2 separate regions of the Homo sapiens genome follow, and region 1 is linked to region 2. A link is a contact called in ENCODE Hi-C or POLR2A ChIA-PET data. All regions are on one chromosome and are shown on one strand. The core of a region is the stretch at or near the end of the contact, and the rest is flanking DNA. Distances in the headings are between cores, read along the strand shown.

Region 1 (6,880 bases), core at 2,055-4,554, 240 kb before region 2:
TGGATAGAATTTATCACATGGTTCCACCTAGATGCAAAGGCAGTTGGGAAATGTAGTCTCCTGGGTGGGTGACTGCTTACCTACAACACTTAGGAGGAGGAGTATGAGTCTTTGGTGGATCCTTGGTCATCTCTGTCTCAGTATTCTCTTTTTATTTTTATTTTATTTTACTTTATTTATTTATTTTTTGAGACAGAATCTTGCTCTGACTCCCAGGCTGGCATGCAGATAGTACCATCTCAGCTCACTGCAACCTCAGCCTCCTGGTTTAAGCACTTCCCCCTGCCTCAGGCTCCTCAGTAGCTGGGATTACAGAGGTGCACCACCAGTTAATTTTTGTGTTTTTAGTAGAGACGAAGTTTCGCCATGTTGGCCAGGCTAGTCTCAAACTCCTGACCTCAAGTGATCCACCCACCCTGGCCTTCCAAAGTGCTGGGATTACAGACGTGAGCCACCACACCTGGCCAGTAAGTTGGCAGCAGTGGGATTCAAACCCATGCCTCTGAAGAGACTGGAGTCTTAATACAGTGCCTTAGACCGCTCGGCCACCCTACCTCCGTGGAAAATATTATTCTCTCTTTAAATAAATAAGTTGAAGGACAGAGATTTGCCACCTCACTTCTCAATGAATTAAAATACAATATACAATTTTCTATAGGTGGGAGGGCTCATTTGATGCAATGCTAAGGTTTACTGTTCAGCTGTGGTAATCAAGACAGTCTGGTTGGCAGAGGGACAGATGCATGCAACAGTGGAACAGAGTAGAGAACCCAAGAATAGACACGCACAAATGTGCCCAAAAGATTTTTGACAAAGATGCAAAAGCAGTTCAATGGAAGATAAAAAGCCTTTTCAACAGATCGTGCTGGGGCAATTTGACATCCACACGCAAGAAACAAAGCACATTGACCTAAACCTCACACGTTATACAAAACTTCACTCAAAATGGATCATAGACTTAAAGATAAAACATAAAGCTATAAAACATTTAGAAAAAAGCAGGAGAAAATCAGTCTTCAGAATCTAAGGCTAGGCAAAGAATTACTAGATGTGAAAACCAAAAGCACAATTCATAAAAGGAAAAAAATTGATAAATCGGACCTCATCAAAGTTGAAAACTTTTAACCCATGAGAGGCCCAATTAAGAGGAGGAAAAGACAAGCTACAGATTAGGAGAATATATTTGCAAACTGCATATCTGACAAAGAACTAGTACCTAGAATTCTTAAAACTTGACGGAATTCTCGAGAACTCTCAAAAGTCAGCAGTTAAAAAAATCCAAATAGAAAATGAGCAAAAGACACAAACAAATATTTCACTGAAAAGAACATGCAGATGGAAATAAACACATGAAAAAATGTTCAACATCATTAGCCATTAGGGAAATGCAAATTAAGGCCACAATCGGATATTGCTACACACCTATCAGAATGACCAAAATAAAAAACGATGGGAACTTTCGCATTCAATCACTGGTGAGGAATGGAGACACTAGAACACTCATACATTCCTGATGGGAATGTAAAACGGTACCGTATTCTGGAAAACAGTTTTTTAAAAACTGCCTTATGACTTGGCAGTTGCAATCCTGGACATAAAAATGAAAACTTATGTTTGTGCAAAAACTTATGCTCAAATCTTCATAGCAGCTCTCTTCATAATAGGCAAAAACTGGTAAACCACCCGGAAGCCTGTCTATGGTTTTTTTTAACTAAAAAAAGCTGTGTTATATCCATACTATGGACTGCTACTTGCAATACAAAGGAATAAAATATTGATAACACACAATTTGAATAAATCTTCAGAGAATTATGCTGAGTGAAAAAAACCAGTCCTCAAAGGTTACATAAACTATATGATTCCATTTATGTAACATTCTTGAAACCACACAATTATAGAAATGGAGAACAGATTAGTGGTTGCCATGGCTCGGGGGCAGGGTTGGGGGTGGGAGATGGGTTTGGTTATACAAGGGCAATGAGGGATCCTCGTGGTGATAGAAATGTCTGTATCTTGACTATATCACTGTCAATATCTTTATTGTGACTGTTAACATTGGGGGAAACTGGAAAGGGTATATGGACTCTCTCTGTTTATTTCTTACAACTGCATGTAAATCTATAATAATCTCAAAAGAATACATTTTAAAAAGAATATATTATACAATTTTCTATACCCAGACACTACTAAATATAATTATATCTTTGGTAACACAGACACACTGTTCTCAGATAACGGAAGTAGTGCGGTGATTATGTGTGTGACTTGACAATGGGATGGGCTGGGTTCAAATCTCAGCTACCAGTCCCTTCACCTCCTTGGGCCTCAGTTTCCACACCTGCAGGTGCTGAGCAATGAGAGGAACTGTCTCGTGGGGTTGCTGGGGGGACACGATGACGTGATTCATGAGACATGCAGAGCACAATGCTCACTTGCAGTGGCTGCCCAGTAAATGAAATTGCCACTTTTCCGGGCTGTAGAAAAGGCTACAGGTAGAGGCAGGCAGAGGATTGGACCCGAGAGCATCCTCTGAGAGCTCTAGATTGGGATCATGTCTCACCAGCCAGGGGGTTTGTTTTGACTTCTTTCTTGCAGGGAAGTGTCTGCTGAGTGGTCCATTCCACTCCCCTGAGTTTGGCCTGGTCGCTTCTTGTCTGCCCTCTGGACCCCGGTGGGTGCAAACTTTCATGGGTGTCTCTCCACCTGGAGCCTGTGGTTGGGACTGCTCAGGTGGGGACACAGCCTGGGGGGTGATCCTCTGTAAGGCAAAATGGAGCAGGAGTGGAACCCATGCCTACTGCATACCTATTGTGTGCCTTGTGACTTACGTGCTGCAGCTCACGGAATTCTCCCAACAACTTTGAGCAGTAGGTGCTATAATCACTCCTGCGTGATCCAGAGAAAACCGAGACTTGGTGAGGGGAATGGACTTGTCCAAGGTTGTGCAACTAGTAGGTGGCAGAGCTGAGATCTGAGCCCTGGTCTGTCTGATTTAAATCCAGAATCATTTTCACTGTTGATAATAACCTCACCACTTATTAAGTATCTACTAGAGTAATCAATATGCTAGCTCTTTCCATTGAGGTATGATCACCTTTCCATTTTAGAGAAGAGGAAATAGGGGTTAGGCAAGGTGCATTGCCAAGATGGACAACAGCTCTCAAAAAACAGCCAACCTTGCAGCCAACGGGCAGCTTTCTTGTGTGCCCCCAACCCCACCTGTAGCTCCAGCCCAGCTCAGCCAAGATCACTCAAGCTTTGGGACTTTTAAATGCTGAGTCAGCAAACAGCCCCTACCTTGAGATACTCTGCCTAGGCAGACTGTGGTTGTTTGCACTTCAGCTTCAGGCCTCCAGGGTCAGCTGAGATAGCAAGACCTTCCCCTGGGGGCTGGATGGGGTCATTGGGAGCCACTGAGAGACCCTTTCCCCACTTGGCCTGGCAGACAGAGTGGCAGTTGGAAGAGGCTCGAGGTGGCTGTGGTGGTAACAACTTCCTTTTGAGTAATAACATTTACTGAAAAGCAATTCTGCTTTTAGCACCAGAAGTTCACCATCCTTGCAAGCAGGCGCCTAAGAATACCTTCATTCAACCACAGTTCAGAGATTCACAGACTTCCTTTTGCACTCCCTCCAGGAGAGTTTCACATTTGGTGTTGAGGGAAAACCAAATACCACAATTATTGGAGGGGGTGGGAGGGGTGTTGAGAGGGAGGTGATGCGAAGGAGGCCAGGTGGCATCAACCACAGCCCCCAAGGCCTCACAGGCAGCCTCTGGGCAGCGGCTCAGCCTCTCGCCCTCAGTTACTGGAAAGACAGCGGACGAGCTCATAATGAAACCGACAGGCTGACAATTTATCTTCCTTTTACAAGAAAAAGAAAGTGATTGTCCTTCAAACAAGCATGACTTTGGAAGCCAGGGACTTACCCTGGCCACTCTGCAAATTAGAGACAGAGCCAGGCTGCTCCAGAGGCCCCGAGCCCCTGCCTGTCACCCCCAATTAGCGCTGGAGTTCTTTAGGCTCGTTTTTTCTATTGCCCAAAATCCAGTCTACTGGGGCATAATGGGGACTTATGGAAAGAAAAAAATCCAATCTGCACTTGGGAGGGGATAGCCTTAAATGTTAGGCACTCACCGCAGGCAGCTGGGGGTGGCTGAGGGCAAGGGAGAAGGCATGGGTGGGGAAGGAGGGGATGTGCCAGGCAGAGCCAGGAGGCTCCAAAAAGCAGCTCTAAAAAGCTCTCCCCCTCCCAGCAATCCAGCCTCCTGACTCACGCCAGACACAGAGGCAGCTGATGGGATGGGAAGAGGCTGGCTTTGGGAGCCACAGGGATGTGGGGGCAAACTCCAGCTCTGCCACTTGCTGGCTGTGTGACCTTGGGTGGGTAACTTCACCTCTCTGAGACTCAGTTTCCTCACCTTTAAGATGAGGATGAGTATAGGAGGTCAGGACATGACCTTCCTGTGCTCAAAACCCTCCCACGGCTCCCACCTCACTTGGCAGAAAGTCAAAGATCTCTGTGGCCTACCAGGCCCTACAAGATCTTTCCCATGCTTCCCTTATAACCTCATCTCTCTCTCTCTGTCTCTTTTTTTTTTTTTTTTTTTAAGACAGGGTCTCACTTTGTCACCCAGGCTGGAGTGCAGTGGTGCCAACACATCTCACTACAGCCTCAACCTCCTGGGCTCAAGTCATCCTCTCACCTCAGCCTCCCAGATAGGTAGGACTACAGACACATGCCTCCACGGCCAGCTAATTTTTGTATTTTTTGTAGTAGAGATGGGGTTTTGCCATGTTGCCCAGGCTGGTCTCGAACTCCTGAGCTCAAGTGATCTGCCCACCTTGGCCTTCCAAAGTGCTTGGGATTACAGGTGTGAGTCACCGCGCCTGGCCCATCTCCTCTTACTCACTCTCTCTGGTTCCCTCTACCCCTGCCACACTGGGCTCCTCTTTGTTCCTCCAACATGCTAAGCACACGCCTACCTCGGGGCTTTTGCACACACTGTTTCCGCTGCCTTCAGCATCCTTCCTCCAGATAGCCACAGGGCTTCTTCCCTCTCCTGATCTGGGTGTCTGCTTAAATGACCCCGGGGGTCCTGCTCTGACCCCCGGCCCTTCCAAATTGCTCCCCTGGCCTTACCTCTTCACCCTGCGTGAATGTTTTCCCATAACACTGACCACTACTTGACACAATAATTTAGGGGGTTCATAACTCCCCATTGGCCAGACTGTAAGCTCCCAGCAGGCAGAGGCCAGTTCTCCACTGTCCTCCATTAAATCTCAGAGCCTGGCACATAGGGGGCACTCATCCAGCATTGAATGAACAGATGCAGGGTTTTGTGGTGAGAAGGGAAGAAGGACGTGTGTGGCGGGTTCAGCACCAGCCCAGGGTGCGTGCTCACTGTCACTTCTTCTCTCCTCTGCCCAGCACCAGCCCCATGTCATGTGCTTGTTGAATTCCTACAATGGAAGGATGCATTTTACAGATGCAGGAATGAGACCACAGAGCCCAAGCGACTGTCTCAGCCCGCAGCGGGGCAAGGCTTTGAATTCTGGTCTGCGGGTCTCTTGGCCTCCAGGACAATGGTGACAGTGTCCAGTCTGACTTGGGGTCTGGGTGAGAGAAATGGCTGGTGGGGCCATCAGACTCTTGAGAAGAGGCCCTGGCTTTGAGGATCTCCAGCCGACATCTGGGCTTAGGACTGGGGTTCACGCCCCGTCCTCCTGTCCCACAGTCCCACATTCTGCCCCAAAGCAGAATGCAAGCCCCATCAAGGAGGCTCAGGGTTTCCAGAGAGGGGCTTCCTCAACTTTCTGTTGCTGGAAAGTTCTGTCCCAGAAAGGGCAGACGCTTGAGGAGCTCCTGGATCCGGCAGAAGGCTCTGAGACTAGGAGACCCCTGGTGTCCTCGCTCCCCGGCACCCCGCCAGTTCTCGAATACAAGGGACTTTCCAGAGAAGTCAGCCTCCTGGCTGCCTCCAAGCCTGCCCAGGCCTGCAGGCCCAGGTCTCCATGAAGCTCAGTCCTGCCTCGGTTTCCCTGTTTTTAATTTCTTGGAGAGGCCAAGGAGTTTGGAGGTGAACAGCCTCATACGAGCACTAATTTCCCCTAGGCCTGGGGCATAGGAATTTTGGAGCCATAAACAGGCTTCTCACAGCCCCCATGATGAGTCCTCCCCACACTCCATCCACCCTGGACTCTGGGCTGAGCTGGGCAAGGAGCTGGTCTGGGGTGGGCTGGGTGTTGCCTGTGGGTGCGGCTCAGAGCTGGGGGCGCTACCTCTGCCCTTCTGTCCCCCATCAGAGCTGCCCCAGCTGTATGAGAACCCCTCCCACAATGGCTACAACAGAGGGCACGCAAGTGAGACGCCAGGAAGAACTGCTTCAGCTTCGTTATCCTCAAAGGTGTTCGTACCCATCAAGCCTCCTAGAGCAGACCTCCATGACAGCTGCCCATGGGACAGGTCCACTCTGGAGATATGTTTAGTTTGGTCCTTAAAGTATTTTTTTTTAATGTGAATCAATTGCCAACATCTGACATGCCAGGAGATTTCACATAAAGTCCTTTTCTCTGGCTTCTCTTGAAAAATGGGAAGATGTGGCCATACTGGGCCCACATTCCTACTGGACACAGGAGGCCTGGGAGTGGGGTTGCGGGAGGCCCTTTCTTAGTGGCACATAGTAGGTACTTTCCTGTTCACCCAGTCCCTGCATGCCCCACTTTCCTCATATCATTTCCTTGCCAGGGTCTTGAAGTATGAGTAGGAGTGCGCCAGAAAAGGGCAGTGGAAAAGCGTTCCAGCAAAGGGGAACAGCGTGAGTCGGTGAGATGCATCTGTTCAAGATTCACTCGACAAATATGTATTGATACTTACTGTAT
Region 2 (5,946 bases), core at 976-3,475:
CCACACCTTGGAGTCACCAGTCTTTGGAGACCAAGTCTGCTACTTTTTTCTCTAAAGTGACAATCCTCTGAAACCTCCAGATCATCTTGAAGCCCCCGTCTGAAAGTTGCCCAGAGCCAGTGCCTCACCTGCTGTTCCTTGTTCACTTTTTCACGGGAGGCCTTGCAGGGCTTTATGACAAGATTTTATGGGTGGCTGCCCAGCATCATTGTGACTCGTGAGACAGAGAGAAACCAGTTGTAACCATGTAGACAGTGGAAGTGATAGGGAGAAAAGAGGTGAGGGGACTCTTCAATCCGAAGGGAAATGAAGTCTAAGCAGGCGCACCCTGCAGGTTCAGTGTCAAGCCCAGGGCCTGGCCCCAGGGTGTGGTATTTGTTGACTGGGTGTGTGGACCCTGGGAGAAAGTCTGAGAATGAATGTTCCTCTTAGAGGTAGAGAGTGGAAGGTGACTCTGTGTGTACTTGGAATTAGTGATTTCTGTACAGATGATTCTTTTAGAATCATCATGAGTATTTTTCTCTTTCAGACCCAAGAAACTCGAGAGATCTTACATTTCCACTATACCACATGGCCTGACTTTGGAGTCCCTGAATCACCAGCCTCATTCTTGAACTTTCTTTTCAAAGTCCGAGAGTCAGGGTCACTCAGCCCGGAGCACGGGCCCGTTGTGGTGCACTGCAGTGCAGGCATCGGCAGGTCTGGAACCTTCTGTCTGGCTGATACCTGCCTCTTGCTGGTAAGGAGGCCCTCGCGGGTGCCCTGGGGAGCTCCTCTACCTGCTCTGCTGTGATGTTTTTTCCTAAGTAGAAACTGAAGCGCTCCTCTTCCAAAATACAGAGACTCACTGTGTTAGTCTGTTTTTGCGTTACTAATAAAGGCGTACCTGAGACTCGGTAATTTGTAAAGAAAAGAGGTTTAACTGGCTCCCGGTTCTGCAGGCTGTACAAGCATGGCACCAGCATCTGCTCGGCTCCTGGGGAGGCCTCAGGGAGCTTCCAGTCATGGTGGAAGGTGAAGGGGAGCAGGAGCAAGAGATGGGGGAGGTCCCAGACTCTTAACCAGCTCTCTTGTGAATGCATTGCCTCAGGGAGGGCACCAAGCCTTTCATGAGGGACCTGTCCCCCTGACCCAGACACCTCCCACCCAGCCCCACCTCCAACACTAGGGATCACATTTCAGCATGAGATTGGGAGGGGACAGACATCTAACGGTGTTATTAACGTTGCCCTTGAGAATTGGACCTGGCTGACTTATATCTCCTCTCTGGCTTTCAGATGGACAAGAGGAAAGACCCTTCTTCCGTTGATATCAAGAAAGTGCTGTTAGAAATGAGGAAGTTTCGGATGGGGCTGATCCAGACAGCCGACCAGCTGCGCTTCTCCTACCTGGCTGTGATCGAAGGTGCCAAATTCATCATGGGGGACTCTTCCGTGCAGGTCAGCATTGCCTTTGTTTGAATCCAGGTGTGACCATTTTAACTTTTTTGTCTTTGAAGGAGGCTGTCAGTTGTAAAAGTTCAAACACCGTCTGGTGTCAGGGGAAATAGCTACCCTTCATGTTTAAAATAGCTAGAAAGTTGTCAAAATGTTCACCATGTTGCACTTTGTGCCTTTGAAGTGCTCACATAGAGAGCATTGATAGGAAGACGAGACTTTATTTTCAAAAGATTTCATCTTCCAAGTACATGGCTGCAGCCCTGAGAGGCCGAGAGCCCCTCGCCAAGCCGTCACCTCTGCTCATGCAAAGGGATTTCCTGACAAACCAGCCGAAGTGAACACTAATAGGACTTCCTCTTGCTGCTCTTTCAAGGATCAGTGGAAGGAGCTTTCCCACGAGGACCTGGAGCCCCCACCCGAGCATATCCCCCCACCTCCCCGGCCACCCAAACGAATCCTGGAGCCACACAATGGGAAATGCAGGGAGTTCTTCCCAAATCACCAGTGGGTGAAGGAAGAGACCCAGGAGGATAAAGACTGCCCCATCAAGGAAGAAAAAGGAAGCCCCTTAAATGCCGCACCCTACGGCATCGAAAGGTAATATGATTGGGTCCCAGCTTGTTGGGGTGAGGGGAAATGACTTTCTGTTCTAGAAACACACGCTGGTACTGAAACCCTGTGGATGCAGCCTCCTGTTGGCAAGCAGCGCTTCCGCATCCTTGGGGAACAGGGCGCGTGGACCACAGCCACTCCACTCCTGGCTGCTGGAGGTCCGGTATTGGGCACAGGGTGGCCGCAGGACATGAGCCACTTCTGTGGGCTTCTAGTGCCACCTTGTGGTGCTTGTTGGAATGAGGGGCTCGGAGCCACCGAGTAGGGTTTTTCTGCCCCCCCTGACGACAGCGCCCTCCCCCAGGTTTCCGGACAGTCCTGAAATGTGATGTCCAGGCTTGAGTGCCCTCAGTCCCCACAGTGGTCCTTTGGGGAATGTAACCTTTTTTATGTGGTCTTGATTAAATCCCATTTTACTTCCTTGCAGGTTAACAACCATTATTGAGTACCTATTGATATGTGTGGTGTACTGAGTTAACTAGAACATGTCCCCTGGTCTGTGTTCTAGACCATCTTGCTGGGAAAAAGGCAGACCCAAAGCATATTTTGGTGGGGGCCCATGGACAGTGATGTGATAGAGGTGTCCGCTGAGGTGGTCAGGGAAGGCTGCTTGCAGTAGGTGGCCGTGCACGGAAAGTTTGCAGAATGAGCAGGTGTTAGTTCCAGCTGGAGATGACTGCCGGCTGTGCCCTTGGTACCTGCTTTCTGGAGGGAAGTTTTAAGACGTGTGCATACTTGACCCAGCAGTTGTATACATGGAGAAATTTACTTTGCAGCAACTCTCAAAACAAGCGTGTAAAGATGTGTATAGGTAGTTGTGTTTGTTGTGGCATTGTTTGTAGTAGTGAAAAATTAGAGACAGGCCAATGATATAACCAGGGACCTGATCAATTATGTTCTCTCCCGGTGTTGGGATATTCTGTAGCTCTTAAAGAATGAGATCTGGGTGTACTGATGTGGCCAGACATTGCAATTGCAGTACATGAGAAGGCAAATCATACAGTAGTGTGTACACCAGTGAGTCCTCCAGCCAGATAAATCCTCACAGTGACCAGTCGCCCAGGCACCTTGTGAACCCTACCCTGGGTGTGGGTGCTATCTGAAGTACCTGGGGGAGGGGGTGACAAGTGGACTTCAGGCTGATGTGGGCCCTGGCCTGGCCCTCCCTCCAAGCAGAGGGGGCTGGCTCGCTGGAAGGTTAACATCATCCAACTCTGTCTACACGTGGCTTGTTTTTTCCTAGAATTCCTGCCACAATAGCAGCATCCTTGCCATTCATTTTCTCCAAAGTGAGTAACCCATCTCTGCCCTCTGATTCCTCAGCATGAGTCAAGACACTGAAGTTAGAAGTCGGGTCGTGGGGGGAAGTCTTCGAGGTGCCCAGGCTGCCTCCCCAGCCAAAGGGGAGCCGTCACTGCCCGAGAAGGACGAGGACCATGCACTGAGTTACTGGAAGCCCTTCCTGGTCAACATGTGCGTGGCTACGGTCCTCACGGCCGGCGCTTACCTCTGCTACAGGGTATGTTTCCACTGACAGACGCGCTGGCGAGATGCTCGTGTGCAGAGAGCACTGGCCGCTAGCCCGATGGTAGGATTCAGTTCTGTGGTGCATCTGAGCCAGTCTCAGAAGAAACAGATCAAAGGTTTTTAAAGTCTGGAACTGTGGAAGGGCTAACAAGAGAATTAAGGATCGATGCACTGGGGTTTTAAGGAGCCCTCTGGTCCCAAGAATATAAGAGTCTAATCTCAGGGCCTTAACCTATTCAGGAGTAAGTAGAGAAAATGCCAAATACGTCTGTTTCTCTCTCTCTTTTTTTTTTTATTCCTTTGTTTTTGGAAAAAAATAGAGTTACAACACATTGTTGTTTTTAACCTTTATAAAAAGCAGCTTTTTGTTATTTCTGGAACAAAAAAAAACAAAGTAGGCACTTATGAAACTTTCTCATACCCTTAGGTGATGTAATCAGCCATATAATTTATATTTGATTTCCCAGGGAAGGAATCCCAAACTTTTACGAATGTAAACTCCCTTGGAGAAGAGGGTTAGGACGCTGTTGCGCTCAAGCCCCCCTCAGCTGTGTGCACACTGAGCCAGGACAGGGTCTTTGAGCTTTCCCACTATAAGAAGAACAGCAACAAAAGGCCGTCTAGAAAAACAGAACCTGCCTCTGCTTCTGCTCAGGGTGTCCCCGCTGGGTTTCCATTGTCCTTTCTCCATTGCTCCCTCCTGTGACAGCCATCTTGCTCATGTACCAGCCCTCATCACCCCATCCCCATAAATGGGTGTCCTCGAGGCCTCTGCCTGGGGGTCAGAGGTCACCACAGGGTGGCCATTGGCATGTCAACCCGCTGTTAATTCAGAGAAGTGGGCTCCACCTCATTGGGAGAAGTGCCATTTCAGCAGAAATTCACACGTTAGACGTGTGTTGCTGTTAAGTAAGGGGAAGAGAGAGGACTAGCCTCAGAGCTCTGGCCATGGAAATGACCTCCTAAGACTTTTTCGTGGTTTTAAATATTTTACCTCTTTCCAGGTGGCATCTGAGTACATCAGATGGTTTTGCAAAATGCAAACAATTTTTTCCTTGGGGATGATTTTTGGGGAGAGGGGGCTACTGTAAAAAATAAAACCAAAACCCCCTTTGCTCCCTCGGAGGTTGAAGTTGCCGGGGGGTGTGGCCGGGGTCATGCATGAGGCGACAGCTCTGCAGGTGCGGGTCTGGGCTCATCTGAACTGTTTGGTTTCATTCCAGTTCCTGTTCAACAGCAACACATAGCCTGACCCTCCTCCACTCCACCTCCACCCACTGTCCGCCTCTGCCCGCAGAGCCCACGCCCGACTAGCAGGCATGCCGCGGTAGGTAAGGGCCGCCGGACCGCGTAGAGAGCCGGGCCCCGGACGGACGTTGGTTCTGCACTAAAACCCATCTTCCCCGGATGTGTGTCTCACCCCTCATCCTTTTACTTTTTGCCCCTTCCACTTTGAGTACCAAATCCACAAGCCATTTTTTGAGGAGAGTGAAAGAGAGTACCATGCTGGCGGCGCAGAGGGAAGGGGCCTACACCCGTCTTGGGGCTCGCCCCACCCAGGGCTCCCTCCTGGAGCATCCCAGGCGGGCGGCACGCCAACAGCCCCCCCCTTGAATCTGCAGGGAGCAACTCTCCACTCCATATTTATTTAAACAATTTTTTCCCCAAAGGCATCCATAGTGCACTAGCATTTTCTTGAACCAATAATGTATTAAAATTTTTTGATGTCAGCCTTGCATCAAGGGCTTTATCAAAAAGTACAATAATAAATCCTCAGGTAGTACTGGGAATGGAAGGCTTTGCCATGGGCCTGCTGCGTCAGACCAGTACTGGGAAGGAGGACGGTTGTAAGCAGTTGTTATTTAGTGATATTGTGGGTAACGTGAGAAGATAGAACAATGCTATAATATATAATGAACACGTGGGTATTTAATAAGAAACATGATGTGAGATTACTTTGTCCCGCTTATTCTCCTCCCTGTTATCTGCTAGATCTAGTTCTCAATCACTGCTCCCCCGTGTGTATTAGAATGCATGTAAGGTCTTCTTGTGTCCTGATGAAAAATATGTGCTTGAAATGAGAAACTTTGATCTCTGCTTACTAATGTGCCCCATGTCCAAGTCCAACCTGCCTGTGCATGACCTGATCATTACATGGCTGTGGTTCCTAAGCCTGTTGCTGAAGTCATTGTCGCTCAGCAATAGGGTGCAGTTTTCCAGGAATAGGCATTTGCCTAATTCCTGGCATGACACTCTAGTGACTTCCTGGTGAGGCCCAGCCTGTCCTGGTACAGCAGGGTCTTGCTGTAACTCAGACATTCCAAGGGTATGGGAAGCCATATTCACACCTCACGCTCTGGACATGATT

The links. A loop is a pair of places that touch in the nucleus more often than their neighbours do. ChIA-PET counts read pairs that join two places held with the same protein, here RNA polymerase II (POLR2A). Pooled maps may share reads with other maps.
Region 1: a loop to region 2 is called in a map with no recorded cell type, with 2.8 times the contacts of the local background. The contact joins two enhancer-like sites. A Hi-C loop is called at or near these places in 4 of 37 single-sample maps with no recorded cell type and 9 of 50 pooled maps. POLR2A ChIA-PET finds 5 or more read pairs at or near these places in 2 of 52 experiments (activated CD4-positive, alpha-beta T cell and activated naive CD4-positive, alpha-beta T cell).

Annotation. Positions count from the first base shown.
Region 1 is chr20:50,335,332-50,342,211 of GRCh38, forward strand. No RefSeq gene overlaps it. Among named protein-coding and RNA genes, the nearest start is that of LINC01271, 17 kb to the left of the region's middle. RefSeq lists an enhancer at 3,783-3,982. Within about 2 kb of position 3,305, at least 14 of the 41 ENCODE cell types and tissues checked have a DNase peak (open chromatin) inside an H3K27ac peak, as active enhancers do.
Region 2 is chr20:50,577,891-50,583,836 of GRCh38, forward strand. It overlaps PTPN1 (protein tyrosine phosphatase non-receptor type 1), which reads left to right. Exons shown (of 10, transcript NM_002827.4): 6 at 530-739; 7 at 1,278-1,439; 8 at 1,813-2,036; 9 at 3,375-3,570; 10 at 4,802-5,946. The coding sequence ends at 4,825. Among named protein-coding and RNA genes, the nearest start is that of MIR645, 4.9 kb to the right of the region's middle. Within about 2 kb of position 2,226, at least 3 of the 41 ENCODE cell types and tissues checked have a DNase peak (open chromatin) inside an H3K27ac peak, as active enhancers do.